Regions from separate parts of the Homo sapiens genome. Here region 1 is linked to region 2. The links are chromatin contacts, found by Hi-C or POLR2A ChIA-PET in ENCODE. All regions are on one chromosome and are shown on one strand. Each heading gives the region's core, a stretch centred on a gene start or an enhancer-like site at or near the end of the contact. The rest is flanking DNA. Distances are from core to core; before and after follow the strand shown.

Region 1 (5,031 bases), core at 1,103-3,602, 68 kb after region 2:
TTGCAAAATCATACAACTCCTTATGGAGGGGGATCTGGCAACAGCTACCAAAAATACAGACATATTTTCTGCTCTGAGAATATATCCTACACAATCTCATACATAAGTATGAAAGAACATATGTACGAGTCTATTCACTGTGGCATAATATGTAAAATTTAAAGATTATAAACCACCCAGGCATTGAACAGTCAAATACTGGCTGAACAAACTAGGGTACACCAATTTGATGGAGCTGTAAAAAGAAATATGGTAGATCTCATGCTGATGCAGAGAGATCACAGACTGTATTGTTAAGTGATGAAAGCAAAATTCAGAACAGTGTACAGAATATTATTTGATTGAATGTATATAGTATGCTACCTTTAGTGTAAAAAGGAGGGAATAAGAATATATATTGTATTTAGGCTGGGTGTGGTGGCTCACATCTGTATTCCCAGTACTTTGTGAGACCGAGTTGGGTGGATCACTTGTGGTCAGGAATTCAAGACCAGCCTGGCCAACATGTCCAAACCCCATCTGTACTAAAAATACAAAAAAAAAAAAAAAAAATAGCCAAGCATGGTGGTGCATGTCTGTGGTCCCAGATACTTGGGTGGCTGAGGCAGGAGAACTGCTGAGGTGAAGACTGCAGTGAACTGAGATTGTGCCACTGTACCCCAGCCTGGATGACAGAGCAAGACTCAGTCTCAAAAAAAAAAAAAAAGAATATATATTGTACTTAAAGAAATACTAGAAATGAGAAATTCATAAAAATACTCTCTTTTGGAGGAATGATTAATCAATATTTGATTTCTCTAAGGATGTTACACAGATTTGAGTAAGTTGTGGGTTTTTTTGTTTTTCTGTGTCCTGAATTATTTACTTTGGTCTTCGTATCAGTTAAGAATGCTTTCAGCTACAAGTTACAAAAAACTTAAACAAAAAGGAGTTTATTTTTCTCTTATCACAAGAAATACAGTAATAGGTAGATGTTGGCATTGGTTAATGCCAACCAGATATTGGCTGGTAGCACTAGAGTTCTTTTGGCTTTTTCCTCATGACCATAAGATTGTTGCCATAGCTCCAAGCATCACATCTGCATTCATAGCAAGAAAAAATAATGGAAAAGGGAATGCCAGCCATTTCTGGCATGGCCCAATGATGATTCATCATCTAGAACTGTGCACATTACTACCCTGAATACATTTAGGGCTTTGTTAAAAGAAAGAAACGAGACCAGCAGGATAGGCTATAGTCTATCTCTGTCATATTGGGAGATTTCCCTCCTAAATCACTGGTTGTCCATTTTTATCCAAGAGTGAGGCATCAAAAATTGTTAGTGGGAAGCAATCTTCCATTGGGTGAGGCTTATTGCAGGGCAGGCCTCTTGCTAGGATGATCAACCAGAGGGTCTGCCCTCTTTTTTTGCAGAATCCCAAATATCAATGTGATGAGGTGGTTTCTGTGTCCCCAGTCAGTTTCTCCAGAGAGAAATTCTTCCCTGCAGGTCTGCCTTGGGGCAGAGGTGGCTGGGGAGCATGCAAGATGGAGGGGCTCGGGGGTGAGACTATTCCAAATCTCCAGCTTTCAGAATCATTAGACTGGGCAGACGATCAATCCCGCTGATGAGAAACCCAAGCCCCAGAACTGTCCCCCAAGTTCCTGGTATTTTTAAGGCAGTGGTTTTCAACTGGGAATGATTTTGTTCCCCAGGTAAGGTTGCCAGATTGAGCACATAAAAATTCATGGTGCTCAGTTAAATTTAAATTTCAGAAAACAACAGAAAATTTGTTTGCATAAGTACCTTCCAAATATCACATTATTTATCTGAAATACAAATTTAATTGGGCACCTTGTATTTTATCTGCCTCCTGGAAGACATTTGGCAATGTCTGGGGATGTTTTTGGTTGTTACAGCTTGGGGTGGGGGTCTCTACCTGGTGGATAGAGACCAGGGATGCTGGTAAATATCTCACAACACACAGAACAGCCTCTTAAAACAAATAATTATCTGGCCCTACATGCCAATTGTTCCAAGGTTGAGAAACCTCACTCTAAGGCAAAGCTCTTGTGCCTGGGTTGGGGCACATTCATCTGTTTTATAAATCTCAGCATGATCTTTTTTCCATGGTCACAGCAAAGACTGAAATAGTCTTTCTTGTTAGTTTTCTTCTCTATCTAATAGGCACTGCAAGGAAGTGCTGGCCAAGAGGAGACAGCATTTATCTCAAGTTCAGGGGCATGAAGGCCAGCCTGCCTATGCTCCTTGAGCCTTTTCGTGGTAAATCCCAGGCTCAGAGCCTGCCTCACCACGCAGCTGGGAAGAGCTGGGCTGGGGATGGGGTTGGCGCCAGGCTTGCCCAGCTCCTCCAGGCGGGAGTTCTACCTTCCCAGCCCATGGGAGGGAGGGAAGCCACATGCAGCTGCCTTTCCATGAAGAGCCGCTTTCTTTGCAGGCGCCAGGGTGGAGGGGAGCAGGCAGCGCTAGGTGGGGACAGTATGACGTGGCTGTGAATCAAACAACTTTTAAAAAGACTGGAGAGGAAGGAAGCAATGGGTGGAGAAAGTTCTGAATGTTTTCTGGTTATGGGATGTGTATAAATTCATGGGAGGTTATTTGAGGATATTTATCCCAAGCCTTATTCGCGGTTGTCCTTGAAATGAATACCAGAACATTAGAATTCAGGGATAGTCGTGACTTTTCTACAATGACTTGCCCCCATTTTCTTCCCTCCCCACAGATCCCTGTATTCCACATCACACCTGTGAGGATATGTGCAAACAGAGCGAGCATGCACCCTTATCCCCAAAATGTGTAGACGATGGTCCTGGGAAAAGAATGACTAGCAGAGTTTTTCCCTATAGTTTATTTTTCAGTAAAGAATATGACAACTTAAAAACAAAAACAAAAATACCACTTACCTCTAACTCAAGGATAAAGAAGGGAGTTTTTTTGAGAATGTAAAAATAAAAATCCATTTGGGCGTTCATTAAGTAAAGCAAGATGAATCAGGCTTTTGGTTATATAAAAGCTCGGCTTTTTATGGAAAATCTGTCTTTGCAGTTCTCTGCTTGCGGGAGAAAAGAATGCAAGAAGCACAAGAAGACAGGCCATGGAGGCAGCTTTATAAACACTAGAAAAGCCCTTTTTAGGCTCAGCTGTGTCCTGGCATGGCCTAGATAGCAGAGTGGGGGGAGAGGAGCTGGGGGCTTGAGGGTGGCAACCCCTCCCTTTTCCATGACCAGTGAAGTCACTGAATTTACTGCCAAATAATGTTTGTAATGTCTACCTGAACTTTGGTGGCAATCTATTTCTGCCACTCATCTTTGGAAACTATTGTTATAAACTTAACTAAATTTTTTAAAAAAGAAAGAAAAGAACCCAGCTTTTTTCATCCATTATAAAAGTAGTGGAGATATAGAAGGGTTGAAACATATTTGAACCTATAGTTAATCACTTACAGACACCACCCCTGACTTTGACCTGTTTCTTTCTAGGGTTTCCTGTAGGCTTAGCTTTTGAATTTAAATACTTGTGATGACTCCTTAAATGCAAGGTTATATCTCACTCTAAAAAAAAAAAAACAAGGTGGCCGGGCACGGTGGCTCACGCCTGTAATCCCAGCACTTTGGGAGGCCGAGGCAGGTGGATCACGAGGTCAAGAGATCGAGACCATCCTGGCCAACATGGTGAAGCCCCGTCTCTACTAAAAATACAAAAATTAGCTGGGTGTGGTGGTGCATGCCTGCAGTCCCAGCTACTCACTCGGGAGGCTGAGGCAGGAGAATCGCTTGAACCCAGGAGGCGGAGGTTGCAGTGAGCCAAGATGGTGCCACTGCACTCCAGCCTGGCAACAGAGCGAGACTCCATCTCAAAAAAAAAAAAAAAAAGCTATAATGTATTAAGCATTTGATATTTTCCAGACATTTTGCTAAGCACTTTGTGTACATAATTATATATCCATATAGATATATATTTTAGAGACAGTATCTCCCTCTGTCCCAGGCTGTAGTACAGTGGCACAATCATAGCCCCCTGCAGCCTCAAACTGCTGGGCCCAAGTGATCCTCCCAACTCAGCCTCCTGTGTAGCTGGGACTATAGGAGTGCACCACCAATTCGACTAATTTTTTTGTATTTTTGTTTGTTTTTTGTAGAGGGTCTTGCTATGTTTCCCAGGCTGATCTCTAAATCCAGGCTTCAAACAACCCTCCTGCCTCGGCCTCCCAAAGTGCTGGGCTAATTTTACCTAATGATCAAAACAAACTGATGGAAAGACAGTTTTGTTACTTCACATTTTACAGATGAGAAATGGAATCTCTTACTAGCCACAGAGCTAGAAAATGGCACAACCAGGCATATCATGCATTTTTCACTTAATATTGAACATGACCTTTACCATGTTATAATAACTCTACTTAAACATAATTGTAGCTGTTGTCCAATGTTTTGAGTTGCTTTATCACAATTTATGAGATCATTCACCTATTAATGGACATTTGGGTTACTTTCCATTTTTTCTGGTTATAGATAATGTTGAACTTGTGATTGTGGATAATGCAATGAACATCTTTGAGCAAAACTATATTTAGATTTAGATTTTCTTTAGGATAGATGGATTTCTAAAAATGAAAATGGAATTGCTATAAATGTTTCAAGTAGCTTTACATATAGAGAGTCATACTAATGTCCAACTAGACCCCTTTCTATCTTCATCAGCAATAAAAACTATTACTTAAAAATATAGTTGATTTTTAAAATCAAGAATTAGTGAGTTGTTTGGACTTAATTGTATTTTATAAGTAATCAGGTCCAGTGATTTTTTTTTTCATTCGTTGGCCAGACATAAGTCTCCTTTTATGGATTGTTTTTGTTTTAATCCAGTTATCTATTGGGGAGTTAATGTTTTTCTAATCAATTTGAATGAATAATTAGATAACAAATATTTGTCATTTGTTATAGACTTGGTATTGTCCTCAGGTTGCTATTTCCATTTAACATTTTTTTTTTTACATATTTGAAAATATTTACTGAAACCTCTTGCTGTTT
Region 2 (5,238 bases), core at 1,538-4,037:
CTGTGGGTCTGAACCCAGGACAGGAACTGCCATCTTTATGGTGGAGAAACGATGTTAACAACATGGTCTTTCAGATATGACCAGTCCTAAGCTCTCCAGTATACGCAGGGCTCATCAGGGACCAGTTTTGTACAAATTGCACTAATAGAATTATACCATAAGATCGTTATAAGATATTTGATATGCAAAGAGCCAATGTAAACAAGGGAGTTATCCACCCAACATACATGTTCCATTAAACAGAAAATAAATATTAGCATTCAGTTCAATGGCATTCAGTTCAAGGCCAAAGAAACAGGCCACAAAGGGCAGACACTTAATAAAATTAACTGACAATTAAAACTGACAATGTGGGCAGCCTCCTTAGGAATTCTATCAGATGTTGCATCTGAGTCAATAGCCAAATGGCCTGATGAAAATGCCTTTCTATGGAGAAAGAGTTTTACATTCTGTTCATAGCTCTTCGAAGACAGAATTAAAACACACGTATATTTCACCTACCCTGAATCCATACCTATTTTTAACAAATAAAACAGTCTTTCCAAGACTACATAACTTCCGGCTGGTTTCTGGATGTTGTCTCTGTTCCTTCGCAGCTCCTCCCTTCTAATCTGTTCTACTATTCGCTTCATCTGGTTATAAGCTTTGTTCTTGTTATAAGCTTTGTGTTTTTCCTCACCAATAGAAACTTCAGCTTTCAAAGGTGAGCTGCTCATTTTCTTGGAATTGTAAGATCAAGCAACCTTCCTGGGATTGTTTTAGGTTACGTGCAAGAACTGATGATGAACAAAACATGCCCTTCTCTTTCCCCTGAGCATAGGCTGAGAGGCTGCTACTCTGTCCTCAGAGATTGTTCAGACTGCCTGGGAGTTGAGGGGAGCAGGGACCAGATGGTGAGGCACCCTGAACTCATCTCCAGCCCACGGGTCAACACTGTGCCTTCCGAAACTATTCCTGAAGGCGATTAGGGAGGGCCTTTTCTCATGCAAAGCATCCATGCCTCTGGAGCTACTGCGCCCATCCTCCTAAAAATTTAAAATCTATTACTCCAAATTGGGGCAGAAGACATTTCCCGGGAGGCTGCAGTCAAAAGTTAAAACCCCCTGGTTTTACCAAATCAGTCTTTACTAACCTATGACGCCTCTGAAAACATTCTAATACATCATCACCCCCATCCAACCACTCCCACCGTCCTTGCCTCCAGCGCAGACGAAATAATTCCAGCCGATGGTAACATCTGCAATCTCACGCTAAACTAACTCACAGCAGAAAGAAACAAACGACCCTAGCAGGGCGCCACCGCTGCTGAAGGGCAGGTCCTCTATCGCACCCAAGAAAACCCGACACACGTGTGCGGCCTTTTATTCAGGCGTTTCTGGGCGCGCACTCGCCTCTCCCAGGCGCGCGCGCGCACAACCCTCCTCCACCCCCCCATCCCCCCCCCCCACACACACACACTTGGACACTACACACACAGCTGAGGAGTAACTTTCCTCTTCTCGCGGAGCACCCTATCCCCTATTATCGGCATCTGATCTTCCTAGTTCGGATCCCCGGAACACACGCCTTCTCCAGCCTGCAATCTACACACGTGGGGAAGCGCGTCCAAGTGGTGCCAGGAGGCAGGAGGGAAGCGCAAAGGTGGGGAAGGCCGGGGACGAGGAAGGAGGGAGCTCTGAGTCGGATCTGGGATCTCAGATCCCCGGGGCAGCGTAGATGCAGGGTAAGCTTCTGGGATGCGGAGAGGGAAAGGCAGGGGGGAAGGAACCTAGAGAAGGTTAAAGGGCGGGGGTGGGACGGAGGATGCGGGGTAGGGGTCGCTCACCTAGGGTTTTGACAGCGATCTGTCTGGTGAGGGGCGGCGGCAGGTTAATGCACACCAAGTCCACGTCCTGATGCAGCAGCACCTCATCAATGCGGCTAGTGTAGAAGGGGACACTCATCTCCTTGGCCAGCTCCTCCGCTTCTTCCTGCGTGCGGCCCCACAGCGCCTTCACCGCGAAGCCCTCGTCTTTCAGCAGCGGGATGATGACACGGGCCGTGAGGCTGGTGCCGAACACGCCCACCCCGGGAAGCATGGCTGCTCAGAGCCGCCTGGTTCTGCTTCTGCTCGGATCTCCAGTCCAACGCGCGCACACACCCACCTCTAGCCAGTCCTGCACCCCGCTCCTGTAGCCAATCTAGCCGCGGTGCGCCAGCCGCCGTGCACCGGGCAAGGCGCCCGGGTGCCCAGAGCGCACCGAGCTGCAGGCGGAGCAAGCTCGGGGCGCCTCAGAACGGTGACTGCGGCAGTGTCCGCCACGCGGGGCTCGCGTCCTTCCCGGAGTCGGCGGCAGGGACCCCCCCAGGGCGCCGGAGGCTTCGAAGCCCCCTGGAGCCCCGGCTCAGGCTGCGCTCCCGCGGCAGCGCCAGTCCGCTGCGTGCGCCCCGCCAAGGCCGCTCCATGGCCGGCTCATCCCCGCGGCCGCGCCGCCGCAGCCCGGGACCGGCTCTCTCCCGCGTCGTTTGCGCAGCCGGCGAATCGCACAGACAAACGTCTACACCCTGCCAGAGCACGGAACCGCTCCGCGGGGGAGTCTCCTTTCTTCCTAGCTCTCCGTTGGGAATGAAATAATCCCGCGGCCGCCAGGAGGCCGGCTAAGGATGCGGCCCGGAGCGCGCCGGACTGGGATCCCGAGCTGCAGCGCGGCAGCGGCGGCCACGACCCGGCGCCAGCCTCCTCATTCTGCTGCCATGTTCGCTCGCCTCGCGGCTCGGGCGGCCTCGGCCCCAGGCCGGCTCAGGCTCTGGGATCCCGCGGGGACGAGGGCGGAGTTGGCGAGTTTGGCTGTCAGCGGCCGGTGTTCCTGCACCGCCCTCGCTGCAGCGCCGCGCGCCATTGGCCGCCGCGCGCCGCCCCCGCCCCCGCCGCCGCCAGCTCCGGGTGCGCGCTGCGCCCGGGCCCCGGGAGCCCAGCCCGGCTCCTCCCCGGCCCCGCCCAGGCCGCCTCGCCCGCCTCCTGCCCCTCCGCTTCTTCCCTTTCTTTGCCCTCACCATCTCCTTCTCTTCCCTGCTTCACTCCAAACCCCGCCCCAACCAAGCAAATACATCTATCTAGGCAGGACGCGCCCTAATAGGTTAGTCGCCTGTCCCTTGGAAGAGAGCAGTGGGCGCCTTGGCCTGGGGTAGGTGAGGGGACCCGGCGAGGTGCGAACAGCCGATAATAATAACCTCGGCTCCCGGAGCGTTTCTTGCGTGCTGAGCATCATACTAACGCCTTTCCAGGTATTGTCCCTTTTAGTCCTCGCAGCAACCTAAGGTTATTGTAAACCCATTTTACCAGTGATGTGAATGAGCCGCAATGAAGGCTAAGGGACTTGCGCAAGGTGACATATATAAGCAACAGGCCTGCGATTGGAATCCAGGCCCCAGAGTCTGGGCACGGAACCGCAGACTTCTACGGTCTCCTTCCAAGCTAGCCTGCTCCAATCGCGCGCCCCCGCTCCGGCCGCGCACGCACGGTTCAGCCGCCTTCTTCCAAGACAGTCCAGTCTTGGCGGGCTCCCATCTGCCTCCCACCTCCCCCGCCCCTAGGCCCATGCCCGCCCCCGCGTAGACGCTGTGGTGTGTACGGCCGCAGCGGGGCAGGGGGTCTCCGAGGCCGCTGCGGCACGTGCGTCTCGTGTCTAGTTTCGAGACGGATACGTCGCCCTGGCCACATGCCACGCCCGCCTCTTGCTTCGGCTCCTGTTGCCGTCGCCACTTACCGCAGCCTTTACTTCTCCCAGCTTGCCCCCACCTCCACCACCCTGCACCCTTCCCAGGCCCTCGAGGGGGCACTGAGGAGGACTGGCCAAGGCTGGCCCCGCACCTCTGGAGCCATGGGGACTCTGCGTCTGTCTGGTTTTCCGCCATATCCTTGGCACCTGGCACACTGCCTTGCCCTGTATGTAGTAGGCGCTCAATAAACATTTGCTAAATAAATGTATGCATATTCATCGAATGCCCGCTTCGCACCCATTTGGTGCCGGGAGAGGGGACTAAAAAGTGAAAGGCACGTCTTCTAGCTGAAGGTCTCTGGAGAGGTCATGGGTCAGGTCATGTTCATCTCCTGTCTTCAGCACTGGGCTCAATGTAGCACATGGTCTGCCGCAACACGAGTGGAAAACGTGATACTTGCAAGAGTTTAAAACAACTTGTAACAACTGGCAGTGAGGCGGGGCGCGTGGAGAGAGCAGGATACCAAAAAAGCTGTGTGTGGCAATGCGGGGTGGAGGCTGACCTAGGGCATTAGAAGAAAGGCACAAAGGACACAGTGCTGGGTGGCTGGCAGCAGCCTGGGGAGGACTGAGAGACAAAGAGGGGTGTTGCCCTCAATACTAACAGGCTTCTTTTGAGCAGGGGTTTTGTAAGAACCAAGGCAGGAACGCCTATCTGGGCACAGGGGCAGGCAGTGGTGTCAGACCCAAGGGGCTGGATACATCACAGGCTTGTCACATGTCAGAGATGGCCAGGCTTTCAGGGAGCAGAGGATGTGCAGTAGTGGTCGGAGCACAGCTAGAGCCACTGGCGTTGACTTCTGGCTCTGCCATTTACTAGCTGTGGGACCTTGAGCAAATCACTTCTCTGCGGCATAGTTTCATCTATAAAATGGGTGGGTAATAATGGTATATACCACAAGGGGTTTTACAGGATCGTATTCACTAATACTTACAAAGTCCTGAGAATAAGGCATGGTGCATAGTAAGTTCTATATAAATGTTAAATAAATAAATATAGAGAATGGGTCTGTTACCAATGTCATTTCTTGATGAGAGAGACCATTGTACAGTGAAGCAATATCTAAGTAATAAGATGGAGTTTTGTTTGTGTTCTTTTAAAAAGAACTCTACCCCTAGCTTGAGTGTGAATAAAAAATGGACCTTCTAAGCCTGCTGTGGTGGCTCACACCTATAATCCCACTGACTGGGGAGGCCTAACCAGGGGTATCGCTTAAGCCGGAAGTTCTAGACCAGCTTGGGCGACGTAGCAAGACCTCATTTCCTAAAAAATTTAAAAATTAGCTGGACATGGTGGTGTGTTGTGTGTCTGTAGTCCCAGCTACTTGGGAGACTGAGGTGGGATTGAGCCCAGGAGTTCAAGGCTGCAGTGGGCCTAGCCTTGATCATGCCACTGCACTCCAGCCTGGGTGACAGAGGGAGACCTTTTCTCTAAAAAAGAAAAGAGACCTTCTATCTATATAACATCAAAGAAAATGAT

The links. A loop is a pair of places that touch in the nucleus more often than their neighbours do. ChIA-PET counts read pairs that join two places held with the same protein, here RNA polymerase II (POLR2A). Pooled maps may share reads with other maps.
Region 1: a loop to region 2 is called in a pooled map, with 2.3 times the contacts of the local background. The contact joins the enhancer-like site here to the promoter of GFOD1 in region 2. A Hi-C loop is called at or near these places in 2 of 168 maps with a recorded cell type or tissue (posterior cingulate gyrus and transverse colon) and 2 of 50 pooled maps. POLR2A ChIA-PET finds 5 or more read pairs at or near these places in 6 of 52 experiments (H1, HepG2, RWPE1 and 3 more).

Annotation. Positions count from the first base shown.
Region 1 is chr6:13,552,764-13,557,794 of GRCh38, forward strand. No RefSeq gene overlaps it. Among named protein-coding and RNA genes, the nearest start is that of SIRT5, 19 kb to the right of the region's middle. Within about 2 kb of position 2,353, at least 8 of the 41 ENCODE cell types and tissues checked have a DNase peak (open chromatin) inside an H3K27ac peak, as active enhancers do.
Region 2 is chr6:13,484,813-13,490,050 of GRCh38, forward strand. It overlaps GFOD1 (Gfo/Idh/MocA-like oxidoreductase domain containing 1), which reads right to left and starts at 2,788. Exons shown (of 2, transcript NM_018988.4): 1 at 1,826-2,788. The coding sequence starts at 2,078. It overlaps GFOD1-AS1 (GFOD1 antisense RNA 1), which reads left to right and starts at 1,449. Exons shown (of 2, transcript NR_046709.1): 1 at 1,449-1,641; 2 at 1,869-1,959. RefSeq lists silencers at 1,976-2,139, 2,280-2,759, 2,780-3,159, 3,540-3,649 and enhancers at 2,040-2,149, 3,710-3,839.